2 separate regions of the Homo sapiens genome follow, and region 2 is linked to region 1. A link is a loop called in an ENCODE intact Hi-C map of the cell type or tissue named here. Cell type or tissue: B cell. All regions are shown on one strand.

What was found. Peaks named below come from ENCODE experiments on the same cell type or tissue, not always from the same donor. Only the 100,000 strongest peaks of a DNase experiment are listed, where the experiment ranks them.
Region 2: it touches region 1 in a loop (23-fold over the local background); 21 of 110 quality-filtered maps call a loop at or near these places.

What each region holds. Positions count from the first base shown.
Region 1 is chr3:105,681,685-105,689,684 of GRCh38, forward strand. It overlaps CBLB (Cbl proto-oncogene B), which reads right to left. Exons shown (of 19, transcript NM_170662.5): 14 at 3,636-3,782; 15 at 40-134. Among named protein-coding and RNA genes, the nearest start is that of CBLB, 180 kb to the right of the region's middle. In B cell, CTCF peaks have their summits at 4,811 and 5,010; a DNase peak (open chromatin) is centred at 4,797; H3K27ac peaks cover 287 bases.
Region 2 is chr3:107,060,731-107,068,730 of GRCh38, forward strand. No RefSeq gene overlaps it. Among named protein-coding and RNA genes, the nearest start is that of LINC00882, 180 kb to the right of the region's middle. In B cell, CTCF peaks have their summits at 3,912 (motif pointing left) and 4,116; a DNase peak (open chromatin) is centred at 3,911; H3K27me3 peaks cover 637 bases.

The DNA.
Region 1 (8,000 bases):
AAGATGTACATCACAAAGGAAATTATATTCTATACGTACCCTTTAAATATATGCTTAAGTCAGGGATGTTTGATTTCTTCTCTGAAGATGGACCATGTGTTCCATTCAGCATACAGTGACCATTATCACAAGACCTAAAGGACAGTTCAGAGTAAAATTATATAAGGAGAATACTTTCCAATTAAAAGTAACTTGAGAGGTAGAGGGAACTAGTATTCCTGTTTATTTAATAAAGTTTGAACATATATTTTTCTTTTCTCAAAATTACCAGTAATAACATCAAGATACTCATCCCTTATTTTAAAATGTAGAAGTAAATATCTCAAGTAACACAGTCTCTCTTTTTTTAAACTATAACCAAGAATTACAAGGGCCACAAAAATTGTTGATATCCTAAACACTATGTAAAATTAACTTATCTCTGTGGAAGAATTCAATAGAACCTGGTCAAGTTTTTGAAGTAAAAAAAGATGTATGTGCCAAGGCAAAAACATATAGCAGTCTCAATGACTTTATTATTTGTTGATAGTATTTAATATCATATTTTTGCTTCTGTAACTTAAAATTTCCTTGTAATAAAAATAAGCTACAGCACATAAAAGAAGAAAAATTATTGAACTTTCAATAATTCCATTACAATTCTGACAGGAACATTCAAAGAACTAGAGCCTGTGGTACTATTTCACCACTGCCAAGAACAAAATTCTGGCCCTCTGACACTACAGAAAATGACTTTAGCAAAGGCCTTGGGTACACGACAAGTACAGTTTTTAATGTGTTTGTAAAGGGTACTACTTACCAGAAAAGTATGCTTGAGTTGTTGGGGCTTTTTTTGTTTTGTTGTGTGTGTATCTGTGTGTTGCAAAGGCTGGAGTGCAGTGGCATGATCTTGGCTCACCGCAACCTCCGCCTACCAGGTTCAAGCAATTCCCATGCCTTAGCCTCCCAAGTAGCTGGGATTACAAGCGTGCACCACCACGCCCAGCCAATTTTTTTTATTTTTTAGTAGGGTTTTGCCATGTTGCCCAGGCTGGTCTCAAACTCCTGGCCGCAAGTGATCTGCCTACCTCACCCTCCCAAAGTGCTGGGATAACAGGCATGAGCCACCGAACCCAGCCAAATTATTGGTATTAATTCTTCGGAATCATACTATGAACACAATGGTTAAAATTGAGCCATGGGAAGATAGCAGCAGGAAGAGAAGATAAGGAGCATATTTTGCCTTCAGCATATAGCTCTATAACAATCAACTGACAAAGAGCTATAGAAATCAGAGTTTACATTTTACTTTTCTCTGATTTACTCTGAATTTTTAGAGCAAAGTAAAAGTGCGTATGTAATGGAAGAGACGGATATTTGAATAGATAATGCAAGAATGCTTCATCTGAAATTCATTTCTATTCTCTCTGGTGGCCACTTCTCTTTAAGGGGCCAGATATAGTTCATTTAAAAATAGTTATCATGTATTGAATCTTCATAATAATGATGGATTTTTACTGAAATTAAATTGAATTACTCATTTACTGGGTCACTTTTTCTACATATTGACAATTCACTTCTCCTGATGTTCCAAAGGGGGAAAAATACACACAGGGAAAGAAAGTGTTAAGCTTAAAGAGCTCTTTGGAGAGCACAAAAGAAGATACTTCATCCATCAGCTTTCAAGAACAAATTAGATAAAGAATTCACTCCAATTACATTTAGGGATTATCAACGTTTATTACTTTTCTGTAACAATAGAAAAATGGTAATGATGGTTATAATTCAAATTTATTTTCAAGATTTGGGAGCTCTGCCACAAAAAATCACATCCAATATGATGTAACAATTAAAATTTAACGTATTAAAATTATACTCCTCACTTATCCAGCAATGAAAAAAAATAAGACTCCCAAAGAGACCAAAAAAAGCTCATCCTACTTTAGTTTTTAAAAATTACTGCACATTTGTAAGAGCCAAAGAACCGAAAATTGTAACAACTTATATTTGATGAGAAGGAATATCTTTTGTTCTCAAATACATCACTAGCTACTTGGTTCTTCTGATACATAAAATTAGCTCCTCGTTATTTCTTTGTCTTCTCAATGATATGATTTTATCAACAGATGTCTTATCTAAACACCAGCAATAGCAAGGAGTGTTTAGGTTCTTGCTTTTAAAAAAATAAAGTCCTGCGCTGTAGACTATTAACAATTCTGGGTAATAATTCAGCAGAATGTTGATAATTCTAACCAGGGTCACTTATTAAGACAGACATCTGCTTAAAATGAAAATGTGCTTCTCTTTCCAAGTGCTGCATTTCCTACCTCAGTGAGATGCCTGAAGAAACACATTAAAACATTTTTTAGTTTTTCATTGGAAAAGAAGGGAACACTGTACTTATAAAATGTTTTCAGTTGATTGACTTGACCTCAAAAGGAAATGGCACACTAAGTAAAGATGGCACAGATGACTGAAGTAATTGCCATCTCCCCTATCCCTCAGTCAGTCATGGAGAGATGCTGGAATGTAGGGCCACCAGCAGTACTTGAGCCCTATTCTATGTGCCAAGCATGGCCCCAGGAATGTTATACAAAGGAAACCAGAACTCAGAAAGTAAGTTTTGTAGCTGGGAGTACTGAGTACCTCATATATTTCAGTCAGGTAAAACAAACAAACCCAGAAATAATAGATTTCAGTTTATAAATTCAATAATATAAATGCAGACTCATGCCTTTACTTAAAGATAAAGTAATATTTCAATACAAACAACCCATTATTAATAACTCTTATTTACCTCGATGGAGCTTCCAAGTCAAAGACCAAGGCTATCCCCATGTAAGTGAGAATAAGCCACAAAAGTAAGGAAAAAACCCCCATTATTCCACACATTCTTTTTTTTTTTTTGAGATGGTGTCTCGCTCTGTCACCCAGGCTGGAGTGCAGTGGCACAATCTCGGCTCACTGCAACCTCCGCCTCCCGGGTTCAAGCGATTCTCCTGCCTCAGCCTCCTGAGTAGCTGGGATTACAGGCGCCCACCACCACACCCGGCTCATTTTTGTATTTTTAGTAGAGACAGGGTTTCACCATGTTGGTCAGGCTGGTTTCAAACTCCTGACCTCATGATCTGCCCGCCTCAGCCTCCCAAAGTGCTAGGATTACAGGCGTGAGCCACCACGCCTGGCCTATTCCTCACATTCTTATTTGATCTAAAGGAAGGTAAATAGCACTTGATAGAAAAACAAAAAGTTAAGAGAAACACCTTGGTATTTTTTTCCCACTTCTTCAAAATCTGAATAGAAGTAGGTAGCAAGTACATCAAGAAGGAAAATGAATTTAAATTATACTAGTATGTACATCATGAAGAAAAATTCTAAGGAAGGTCAGAATAATACCTTAGTTTCTGAGCACTAATTTTTCTTCATGAGATAGGTGTTTAGAACTGATAAAATAAAGTGACTTCCTGATTAATGAGAAATCTGCATCTTTTAGTTTTCTTTAAAAGTAATGCTGGAAATGGTATAATAGGAAGAGAAGGATTTGAGCTGGAAATTAAGGATTTTTAATTAGACGTGAATCAATTGTTTAAAAACAAACATTACAAATGATAATGCTTATGCAGATGTAAGTGGCAAAAATCTGCCCATACTCTTACCGAACAGGAGGTTTTACATTATGACAATGAGATGGTTGTGAATTCAGGGAAACAGGGTGGGATGAAGGAATCTTGTATTCATCATCATCTTCCTCTACTGGGTCTCTTGTTTTCTCTGAAAGAGAATTTGCTAACGGACCAGTACACCTACCAGGGGAAAAAAAATCCAATCTAGTTTAAGCATAATATTCAAAACAGGCAAGTCTGATGTGACATATTCAAGTCAAAGAAGCTACTTTATCACTTATGTTCATTTTTCAATTACAGGGTATCATCAGAGAAGCTGTTCTTATATCAAATACAAATGAAAACAATTTTCAATCTTTTGTTAAGACCCTTGATGGGATAAAAGAATTTTCATCCTCACAATTTTAAATGGCACAATAGGAAAAACTAGTAACCTGTCGAATAAAATAAAAAGATGTTGGATTTGTAAGACAAAATGTACAAATTTATTCAAACCAAATCTATTAAAATATTAATATTTTGTTCCAATTTAAATTAAATGGGTAAAATATGATGCTACAATAATAAGCATGGTTGTTTTATATATTAAAGAAGTCTTTATAGAATGGTCAAACTTTTTGTCTCCTGTGAATATTATCTATAGTTGGAAAAATATCCAGTTTAATTCTGTAAAACTTAACTATCCTGTGAAATTATAGTTGAAGTTGTTAGGTTTTTCTTCCTACCAACAACTGAGAGCTAGAAATGAATGGAATGATTAGATGTAGATAATGAGAGAACTTATTTTTAAGTCTTTGAAGTACATTATTTTTATGGTTTAAATTCCCTGGCTAAATAAAAGAGAATTAAAATGAGTAAAACCATCACCTAATATCAAAAACATTAAGCATTTCACTTATCCATAAGAGTAAATAAACCAAATAAAACAAACCCAAACAAATGGGCAAACATAAACAATGTTTTTCGTAACTGTTGCTACCAGAGTTTAATCTAACCCTGGCTGAAGCCAATGAAAAATGCCAAGGCAGAAATGCACAAACTCATCCTGATTCACTTTAGGACGACCAACTAGTTTGCAAGGCATTGGGAATACACACATGGATCCAAATCTTTTTGTTAATCATCATGAACCTCATGAGAAATCTGTTCAATTTAAAAAGGAAGGAAAAAAAAAAAACAAAAAAACTAAGTGACTGCAATTTTGCAGCACCTTCTATAGAGGGAGCAAGAGGCCTTTGGTATATTAAACAAACATGCCTGAATTAACATTCATTTTTATTTCTTTTTATTAGTTAGAACAGAAACAATTTTAGGGGCTTTTCTTTGTGACCATTACAAGAAGGCATTTTGAAAAATCTAAAGATTTAAGTTTCAACCATATTATCTAAGTCATTAGATAGGACATTCAAAGATCAAAGAAAAACTAAGATTTTTCAAGTGTATGTTTATTGATACCTATCTTTGAAAAAAATTTCAATACTGATCTTTAAATTCTTGTTGTTTGAGCAACTTTAGAATTCACATGAGCGTTACAGGGAGACAAAAGCACAGAGACAAAAGCATAGTGACAAAAGGTCCAGTGTCACTACCTACAGCACAAGCTAAGGGCCTTAATAATAATCTATTATTACACCTATTATGGTTTAACTTTGGAGGATTTACTTTCCAATTAAAGGAAGTTAAGTATATGGGCTGCAAAATGGTGATCTGATGGCACTGGAACTGGGAGAGACTTATAATATTACTTTTCCATAAATTCCTGTAAACACAGCCATCAATTTAGCTAAGTCAAGGACCAGAATGGGTTCTATTACCAAATGAAATGAGAAATATATACTGTACATCCTCTCTATGCCTAAGATACTTTCATTTATAATGAATCCCTTTCTATGCAATTCAAGCATACACTATGTAAAAAGAAAACAGTATTTTTCACTAAACATTCAACAACTATTCAATATCAGAAATGTTCTAAGATCTGCCTGTTGCAGGTTCCCTCCAAAGATTTAAGTTTCCAAAGAAGCAGTTCATTATGAGTCAACAATGGACCATTTTTTAAATCACATACGTTGTGGCTAATTTGATATTTTACCTTCATTGATAGAGAATTTCTCGAGTAATTTCCCCCACTCTTTTGCTTTGCCACAAATCAGTAGATTATTTCAGAATGAAGTGAAAAGCAAAGCTCATCTAATACTTCATGGAATAATAAGGCTTATTGCTAAAACTTACTAGTATAAATTGTCAACTTACACAGATTTTAGAGAATTATATCTAGAAGTGAAAAAATAGTTTTCAAGTGGTGTTTGTATCTAAATATGAAAAAAATACTTAGGTGTTCCATTTATCACCATTTTAATAAAGTTCTAAAGATTCAGATTTTATTTTTCTGCTTATGTTTTTTAATGAAAATGTTTAATATCAGTATAATAGTCTATTTGGATTAGAAATAAACCAAAAGAATAACATTACAGTGTATTTTATTCAAGATTACATAGTTTTTATTAAAAATTAATCTTATCCAGTTCTGAAAAAAAAAACTGGTTTCTATCAAAAAAAATAACAGAAGAGGATGGTACAAATGAGATAAAGAAGTTGTATATAAAATAGCAAAATAAAAAACTAGAGTCATGTAACTAATTATACCATCTGGAATTACATGTGGGGTTTTATTTTCCTCTACAAACTCATTCAAAAAACAGGTTTAATTTTACTTACTACTAAATAACAGGTAAAATAATTAGATTTATATTTAGTCATTATCTATCCATGTATGTGACATTTGGCAGTAGAAAAAATTTCTATCTTATGGGGCATGGGACAATTTTCAGTCATTGACTAAACTTACGGGAAATTTTTAGGATACCAGAGGAATAAAGCTGAACAAATTGTATTTGGCTGACTCCACATTAAAGCCTACCATTACACTTATTACTGCAATCCCTTTATATTCTCATCTTACATTCCCGGAGTGTTCTGCACTGATGCTGTTATTACTGAGTTAATACACTGGTAATACATAGGGACATACACTCTCAAAGATGCATAGTCACCACCCCCCCCACAACCTGGACATTTTATTAAATTCATTGTGTTAGTTATTTGAGCCTTCAGTGATAAATACATTCATCTTCTACATATGCACACTTGAAACAAACCAAGAAACAAGTGAATTTTCACGCCAGCACAGGAGATAGTATCCAATGCTATGCTTAATTAGTAAGCTTGTTTTCTACATATAAGAATCTATCTTCCTTTAATAGTATCTGAAGGCAAGTAACGAAAAAATATCTTCTGTTAAAATAGAATCTTTAGAGCTTGCCCTATACATTACACCATATTTCTTATATTACATTATCCCAATCCTAACAGGGAAAAATGTCTAACTCAAATAAATAGTCCAGAGAAGAGACAAAACAAAATATAGCTATATTTGAAATGATTTTTGCACATGTGCCACATATAAATCATTTCCTCAAAACACTAAATTTTATCATATACATGCTAATTTTCAAGGGTCTTTCATGACATCAAAAAAAAGTCTGTGTGGTATACTATCAAGCTTTAAGATAAGCTTTACTTATAAGCATTTTCACTAACTTGTTTGTAAATCGGAGAAACAGATTTGAAGTTGCTTTGTACTTGTGTTCTATCCAGCCTCTGTGCTCTTCACACAGATAACCTCATGGTTTGCTCCCTTACTTCCTTCAAGTTTCTGTTCAAATATTAGCCTTTCAGAGAGGTCTTTCCTAATGACCTCATCTAAAGTATAAACCTCTCTATCATTATTTATCCTCTTCCCTGCTTATTTTTCCTCCTAGCACTTACCACTAGCTGACAATATACAATATAGTTATTTGTTTACTTTCTCTTCTCCCTAACTAGAGCTTAAATTCCAAAGAGGATAAAGGATTTTATCTTGTACAAACTGAACCTCTAGTAAGTAAAGCAACTGAATGAAAACAGGACAGTTAGGTGAAATTTGTATTCTCTGTTTATGGAACCAAAAATACAAGGACTTATCTCTTTAGAAAAATATATATTATAAGAATATATATTCATAAAAATAGATAATACCACCTCCAACAACAAAAAAACCTTTCTTACAAAAATGCAAAACCAAGTAATATTGATTCATGGCTATTTGAAAGCCTAAGTTTAATATATCAAAAGTACAAAAGGTCCATCTCTAAAAGACAAGGCACACACACAAAAAAAATTCTTAAAAAAAAAAAAAGATATTCCTCAGCATTTCAGAACATTATCTTACCTGGAAGTAATTACTCCATTATTACTTGTAATAATGCCTCTGTTCATTTGCCAATCTATTGTGTGCCAAGTAAAATAAATATTTCCTTAACTATTCAGAGTATCATTTAGTTTTAATTTTGAAAAATC
Region 2 (8,000 bases), 1.4 Mb after region 1:
TTTGTTATACAGAGCAAAATGATAATAAAATTAAATCACATATGTTTACTTGTTTTGATTGAAGAATCTAAACTCATTAAACTATAAACATGGAATTATTTTCCCATCTTCCCAAATAATACCTATCAAATGTCTCCTTTCACCTTCTTTTTACCTAGGTACAAGCTCCTTATAGATCTCTCACCTCATTCTTATGACATTTCTTCAGTTTGGGTTAAGATTTTCTTATATTTATTTAAACACCTCCCTCTTCCACAAAAGCAGGACACACTACTGACTAGAAGTGTTTGAGGGTAGGGAGGAAGGGGTGTGTTCTCCAGAGAAAGCACTCTCCATCGAAGCTTCAGCAGCAGTGAGAGGAGGCAGGGAGAGAAATAGTTACTGGAGCAACCACGATGGTGGGTGACAGGCCCACCATTCTCTTTCTTTAGGTTGTTGCTATTTTCTCTGTTGAACATTGACTACTTGGCAATTTCACCTTTGAGAGAGTTATCCAAGCATTGGCTCTTTGTACGTTCTTGGAGGGCCTTTTTGGCCTCTCCCACTGCATGTCCCTTGGCTAGGAGACCAGGTTATAGCTAAGGCTATTCCTTCTTGCCTTAACACCAGCTGGAGCAGAAAGGTATCTACAGTACTGCCTAAATCACAGCCACAATTAGTGGTGTTTTTCCAACTCATAGGAAATTCCCATGTTCTTACTAAATATAGGGTTTAAAGCTGAGCCCCTGACATTCCACTCACACCTCTGACATCTCTCTCCTGCCCTTTTATCCAAGCTCAGAATTACCAGATAGTAGGTTAGCTCATGGTTCAGCAGCTTTCAGAAAGGAGAAGGTCATGAGCTGTAGACCTTTTGGAAAGGAAATAATTCAGGCATTCACTACCAACACCCACTCAGAATTCATACATTGAAATCCTAACCACTAATGTGATGGTATTAGGAAGCAGAGCCTTTGGGAAGTGATTGGTCATGAGAGTGCAGCCTCCATGAATGAAACAAGTGCCCTTACAAAAGAGACCAGGGAGAGCTCTCTCACCCTCCTTCCATCATGTGCACATACAAAGAAGTCAGCAGTCTAGACCCCGGAAGAGGGCCTCCACCAGATACTGATCATGTTGCCACCCTGATCTCAAACTTCCAGCCTCTAGAACTGTGAAAAATAAATAAGCCACCTAGTCTATGGTATTTTGTTATAGCAACTCAAACTGACTCAGAGATCTACTTAATACACCAATGTCAAAATCTATTTCTGAGGCTTAAGACACATCTCACCACTCCTAACATTAATGTCAAAATCCTTATACCAGGGCCTGTCAGTCACCACAGAATCTGATCCAGACCACAACTCCAGCTCTGTCCCATGCCATTCCCACCCCTTGCTGCCTGTATTCCTGCCCCACTATCTTCTTTAAGATCATCAAACTGCCAGGCTACTCTTCATCTCAGTATAAAAATAGACAAAGAGTCTTCAAGACAGAATTCTGAGGAACACCAATATTTTACTGTAGATTAAAAGAAGGAGAAGACAGTAAAGAAAACAGAAGTATCCAGTGAAGTAGAAAAAAAAAAACAGAAAATATGTTATGGCAGAAGCAAAATAACGAATGCATTTCTAAGTAAAATAAGTGGTTTACCTAATTAAATGCTGCTAAATGAAGCCCAAGAATTTGACCAGCTAGAAGAGACTGGAGACCTTGAAATAAATGTTCTGGTAGAGAGATGAGGTCAGAAGGTAGATTGAAGTACCATAAAGATGAGTGGGAGGGAAAGAATGAGATAATCTTATTTGATAGCAGGAGTAATATTTATTAGCACTTAAATTATTTTAATTTAAAGTGGCTTTAACTCTTTGCCAAGCACTATGCTAAGCACTTTGCAAGCATTTTCTCATTAAGTCCTCACTTAACACTATTTGGCAAGGAAACTAAAATTTAGAGGGACTAAATAAATTGCACAACCACACAGCTAAAAAGCTGTGGGAGACTGAATAATGGCCCCCAAATATATCCAGGTCCTAATCCCTGGAACTCGTAGTGTTACTTTATATTAAAAAAAAAAAAAAGGCTTTACCGATGTGATTAAGGATCTTGAAATGGAAACATTAACTTGGGTTATCAAGGTGGGCCCTAAATATGCTCAAAAGTGTCCCAAGAGGGAGGCAGAAGGAGATTTGACACAAAAGAGAGAAGACAATGTCATGGCCTCAGCAGAGAGGGAGATTTGAAGATGCTACAGTGCTGGCTTTGAAGGATGGGGTGGGGAGCAAAAGAATGCAAGGAATGCAATTCTAAAAGTTGGAAAAGGCGAGGAAACAGATACACTTAGAGCCTTCATAGGGAGGACAGCTCTGAAATTAAGATATCTTAACTTCAGCCCAGGAAATGGGTTTCAGAATTCTGACCTCCAGAACTAAAAAATAATAAATGCCTGTTGCTTTAAGCCACCAAATTTGGATTATTTGTTACAGAAACCACTGGAAACTAATATAGAAGTGATCATAATTCGATCTCCAATATAGTTCTACAACAAATCTAAGGGTCACACATATGGAAGGAAAACACAGAAAGGGCAGGAGGAAAAAGAAAGAGATAGAGAAGAATACAGAACAGAGAATTGAAGGGAAGAGGAAGAGAGGGGAGGGGAAAAAGTGTGAGGAGTTGCGAACAGGAGCAGAGAGAATAAGACCCCAAACATTGTTAAAGTCCATGGCAACTTCATCTTAAGGACTATTATCCCCACCTGAGTCAGAATGAGTTGGCATTGGCCCATAGCTACAAGTTATCTCCAGGGGGTAAAATTCCAGTGCAGAATAACCTATAAATACTGTGGCATCGCAGCTAGAGAGAAAACAGATTGATGTAGTCCTAGTTTGGAGGTCAATTGGCTCAGTAACTGTTAGAAGCAGCCAACAGTTAAAGACACAAATATTACACGGTTGGAGATAAAGTTCCAAAAAGAACAAATTGATTCATTTTGTACCACGAACTCAACTCAAAGTAAAGCCCTACTTCGCTTTTTAAGATATATTTTGTAAGGTTTTCATTTTTTGTTTTATGTTATTATCCTGTTATGACTTATTAATGGCTATCATTTGCTATAGTGAAATCGTATTGAGACTTTTCACTCAAATGCTCTAAATAATTAATCTATTTTCAAGAACGCTTTATAAATGCATTGTTATTTAATTATCTTATTTAATTTCATGTTTAAATAATGCTCTGGTATATATGAATCAATGGCCACATCTTAAAAGACATACCTGTATCCAATATTCAATAAAAGAAAAGGAAATTTAGCAGGAAAATGAATGATTTGTGTGTCTAACACCACCATTTAAACAACCTGAAACTCACGGCAACATTTGTCCCTTAGGTTCAAGGATGTATCCGAGGGTAGTCATGAAAATTCAATTCTTAACGCTGACTTGCTGTGCTCTCACAGGATTCTTTTCCTAGTTAGAGTTACAACATTTTTCCTTAGGAAATGAGACAATGCATTTTGAAGTTCTCTAAGGTTAGGAAGAGATTAGGGAAGAAACATTTGCAGTCCATATATAGATTCTAAATACCCATAGAATGATGATTTTCCTAATTTTCTAACAAATATTTCTTATATTATGGAGCTAAAAGCTACATTTTTAAGGGAGAATTGAGAATAAGGAGAAATGGTAAGGTACATTTGTGGGAAGAAACGCATTTAATTCAGTCTCTCCCTTTCAAAAACAGAAAGGGAAACAGCAATCAACACAACATATGGAGTATCTGTTTTTCGATAAAAATGCCAGGTAAAGAGGTCTTATTTAAATCCACACAGACAGTATTATCCTCCCCTTCTGAAGATTGTTTTTCCCCAGGCACAAAAGGTCAGGCATATTGTTGAGTCTGTTACCCAAAGACCCGAGTAACAGTGACATCTAGTGGTGCACGGTGATATAGGACGTAGAAACGCAAACGCTTGCTGAGAGCCCAGAGCAAAAAACCCTAGAAGGAAGCTGCTAAATTTAAAGTTTCCTGATTTCTGTGGCAACAAAATTGTATTCTAATGTAATCAGTTACTCCTGTCTCACAGGGAATGATATTGTTCTGGGTCAACATTTGGGACATGGAAAAGTCACTTCGTATTCACTGCTGGGGAAATGAGGAAACCTATAGTCAAATCCCACCACTTTGGTTTTGGAATTGGAAATGTAACAATATTGCTGGGATTTTTTTTTAAAGAGCATCATCAATCTGACCACAAAAGGTTATGCTCCTCAGACAGGAGAAAGGCAACTGAATACGCTTGTAAATGCCAATCCTAAAAATCTATCCAAAGATATTAAATTTCTCATTTTTAAATTTTATTTCTCTACAGACTATTTTCTCGTGTCTAAAAAAGAGGCCATCTCAGGCCGCTCTGTAGCAGCTCAAACTCTGGCACTCAGCCCATTGCCTTAGACCTACTGGCTACACCGTTCTGCCCTTCTCTGCTGCAGGTGCCAGCCACAGCATCCTTTTGTCTGGTTGCCAAATCAGTAATCTCTCTTGGCATCTGCCTTTTCTACCCCCTTCCCCCATTCTCCCCCTCCATCAAGAAATCTAATTCCAAGTTGGCAGGCAGAAGGTCAGAAATCTTTGAAAGCCTCAGCTTCCACCGCCCACTCTCGAGTCTCGCCTCTGTGCATTCTGCCAAATGCCAACTTGCTTTTCTCCCTCCTCCATAACATCCTGTATCTCTGGAACGCTGAGGTTGTCACCTGAATCTTGCCCTCACATCTGCTTCCTTCCCCTCCCTCGGCAGCAGGGCCCTCTTTCATTAGTAACATCCTGCCGCGTCTCCCCAAGGCTCAGCACATCTTGTCATCCGTCCCTGGCATACACAGTCTCTTCCTAGTTATCAACTTTGGGACTCGCCTCCATCAGAGGTATCTGGAGACCAGAGCTGGCCCAGAGCAACTGGGGAAGGCAAGCTGACGGCCCCCTGAAATCCACATAATTGCATCTTTGAAAAGTGGGCCACATGACAGCAAAGAACTGAAAACTAGTGTGACAGAGAAGACAAAAGACAAAAATCACACCCAACTCCAATAGATGACAGTTTTGTTTCTTTGTTTACATTTTGAAGTGACATGTTCAGGGAGACTTTAGAATAGTCTTTTAGGGAAAAAAAATTAATATCTTGCATGATTTGTTCACTATGAAAGAATTTTTTAAAACACATGCACTAGGAATTTTATATCATTTTTTAGTTTTAAAAAGATGACCATGTCAGTGTTTCATTTTGAAGCTACGAATTGCATATAAATTATATCAACAAAAATAGGATTCTCATCTCAATTGTTTCTAACCTCTTGTAACCACTGTGCCATCCTTATTGCTTCTCTCTAAAAATAGCAAAGTCGGAGCTAACTTAAAAAGAAGTAATAAGAAAAAGACAGCAGTAGAAAAGCTGAAAAGAAATTAAAGGCAAGTATTACCTCTCATAAATATCCACTAAGCAGAAGCTGAACAAATTAACTTCAAAACCATTGAAACTAGGGAAATACCCTCTTGCAGCAAGTCAGAAGATGAAAAAAATCACTAGTAAGAAAACGTGAAGTTAGATAAAGTCTTTTTTTTTTTTGAGATGGAGTCTCACTCTTGTCACCCAGGCTGGAGTGCAAAGGCGTGATCTCAGCTCACTGCAACCTCCGCCTCCTAGGTTCAAGTGATTCTCTTGCCTTAGCCTCCCAAGTAGCTGGGTTAACAGGCGTCCGCCACCACGCCTGGCTAATTTTTGTATTTTTGTAGAGACAGGGTTGCACCATGTTGGCCAGAATGGTCTTGAACTCCTGACCTCAGATGATCCACCCGCCTCGGCCTCCCAAAGTGCTGGGATTACAGGCGTGAGCCACCGTGCCCGGCCATAGATAAAAGTCTTTAAAATGCACTTTAGAGATATTATTACTGCCGTGTTGCTCTGTTTCACATGTAGCATAGTGTTAAGACTCTTCACAAAATTGTTTAAACTGGGTTATTATATGAAAATCATTTAGAGCCACCTAATTCTTTAACTTATGATGAAACAGAAGTCCAAAGATTAAGTTTTGTTTTGTTTTGTTTTTTTTGCAATAGCAAAGCAGAAACCAGAACCTAACTTTCCAATTCCCAATCCTGTATTATATGCACACCTATGTAGCATTTTTAAATATTAAAAAATATGATTGCATTGAATAGATGATTTCTGCCTTACTCAATTTTCCATTTCTAAAATAAACATGATTGCAATCATGAAATCCTAACTATTCACCACTAAATCAATGAAATCCTATGATTTGGCACAGGATTGGAACAAAAGATAAAATAAGCCCTTTAGAAAAAGCCCTTAAAATGTCGAAATCGCATCATATCAGACAACACTCTTTCCCAGAGTGTATAAAAGGAAAAACAAAAGAATATAGACTCAGACTAAGCTGAAGAACCAAATCTGGAAAGAGTGACATTGATTTCAAGGATCAGACTTCATATATTGAGGGTCCATGTGGGTGGAAGTGTTGGGCAAGCACACTGTGTTTGGAACTACCTTTAAACTCACCATGTTTTATTTGTGTTACTAAGACATTCAGGTTGTGTATTAGTCTGTTCTCACAGACTATACAGAACCACCTGAGACTGGGTAATTTGTAAAGAAAGGAGGTTTAATTGATTCACAGTTCCACAGACTGTACAGGAGGCATGGCTGGGGAGGCCTCAGGAAACTTACAATCATGGCAGAAGGGCAAACGGGAAGCAAGCACCTCTTCACATAACAGCAGGAGAGACAGCGCACGAAGACTGGGGGGTGCTACACACTTTTCAAACAACCAGCTCTTGTGAGAACTCTATCACAAGACAGCACTAGGGTGATGGTGCTAAACCATTAGAAACCACCCCCGTGATCCAATCACCTCCCACCAGGCCCCACCTCCAACACTCGAGATCACAATTCAACATGAGATTTGAGTGGGAACACAGAGCCAAAGCATATCAGTTTGGGATGACAGAAAGCCAGTATGTCAGCCAAAAACTAATGCTAAAGAGAAAAGTGCAAGGAATGAACAGCCTTCTGCTAGTTGAAAGAACAATGAAAGGTTTTGCCGTCTTCTATAACTTGAGTGATAGATTGATGGTGAGTGCTTGCCTATGGCAACAGCTCTCAAACACATTTTACATTATTCTTTTGAAAGTGGTATATCGAAATAATTTCCTAACCCCGAAACAAAGAATTCATTGAAACTGGTTGCTGTTTGGTAGAGAAAGAAACTACGGAGTTTCAATATACCTGAGGTGAAATCCCAACCTATCACTTCCTGGCTATGTGACTTCAAGCCCGGCCATTAACTTCACTAAACATCAGTTTCCTCCTTCATTTGGAGAAAACACACATCCATAGTCTCTTACATGAAGTTCTTGTGACTAGATTTCAAGGTTTTTTTAAATTTTATAATAACATAATGTCATGCATATACTGAATTTTATGTGACACCCCAATGTCTGAGGCAGTACTTAGTAAGCAAACATATTGATATTCCTTCAGTAAAATATATCAATAATCCACTGAAAGAGATAAATAAAATGTATTACTATTTTCATGGAATTCAAGTCAGGTATTGCCATCAAAACTACGAAAGGAACTTTCCAATATAGAGCCTCCTAGATTTTGGCATTGTGGATATGGGATTAGTGACATACAAATATATTCATCATAGAGTGATTGCAACAAATGAATGACATATAGAGGATAGGCATCTGTGTGACTATCTAGGGTGAATTATAAATGGGCCCTCATGGAATCCAAGTACAAGCAAGGAAAATCTTTGTTGAGCATGAATTCCTTCTCCTAAGATAACGAACATCCAGTTGTCAAGTGACCTGAGAGACACAACCAGAAAGGTCTTCCACTCTATATTCCCTTCATATCCTAGATCTCAGAGCCCCATGGGAGCTGGCTTCTTCGCAGCTCGGGGAAGGGGAAAAAGGGAAGGAGAACAGGGGAGAGAGGT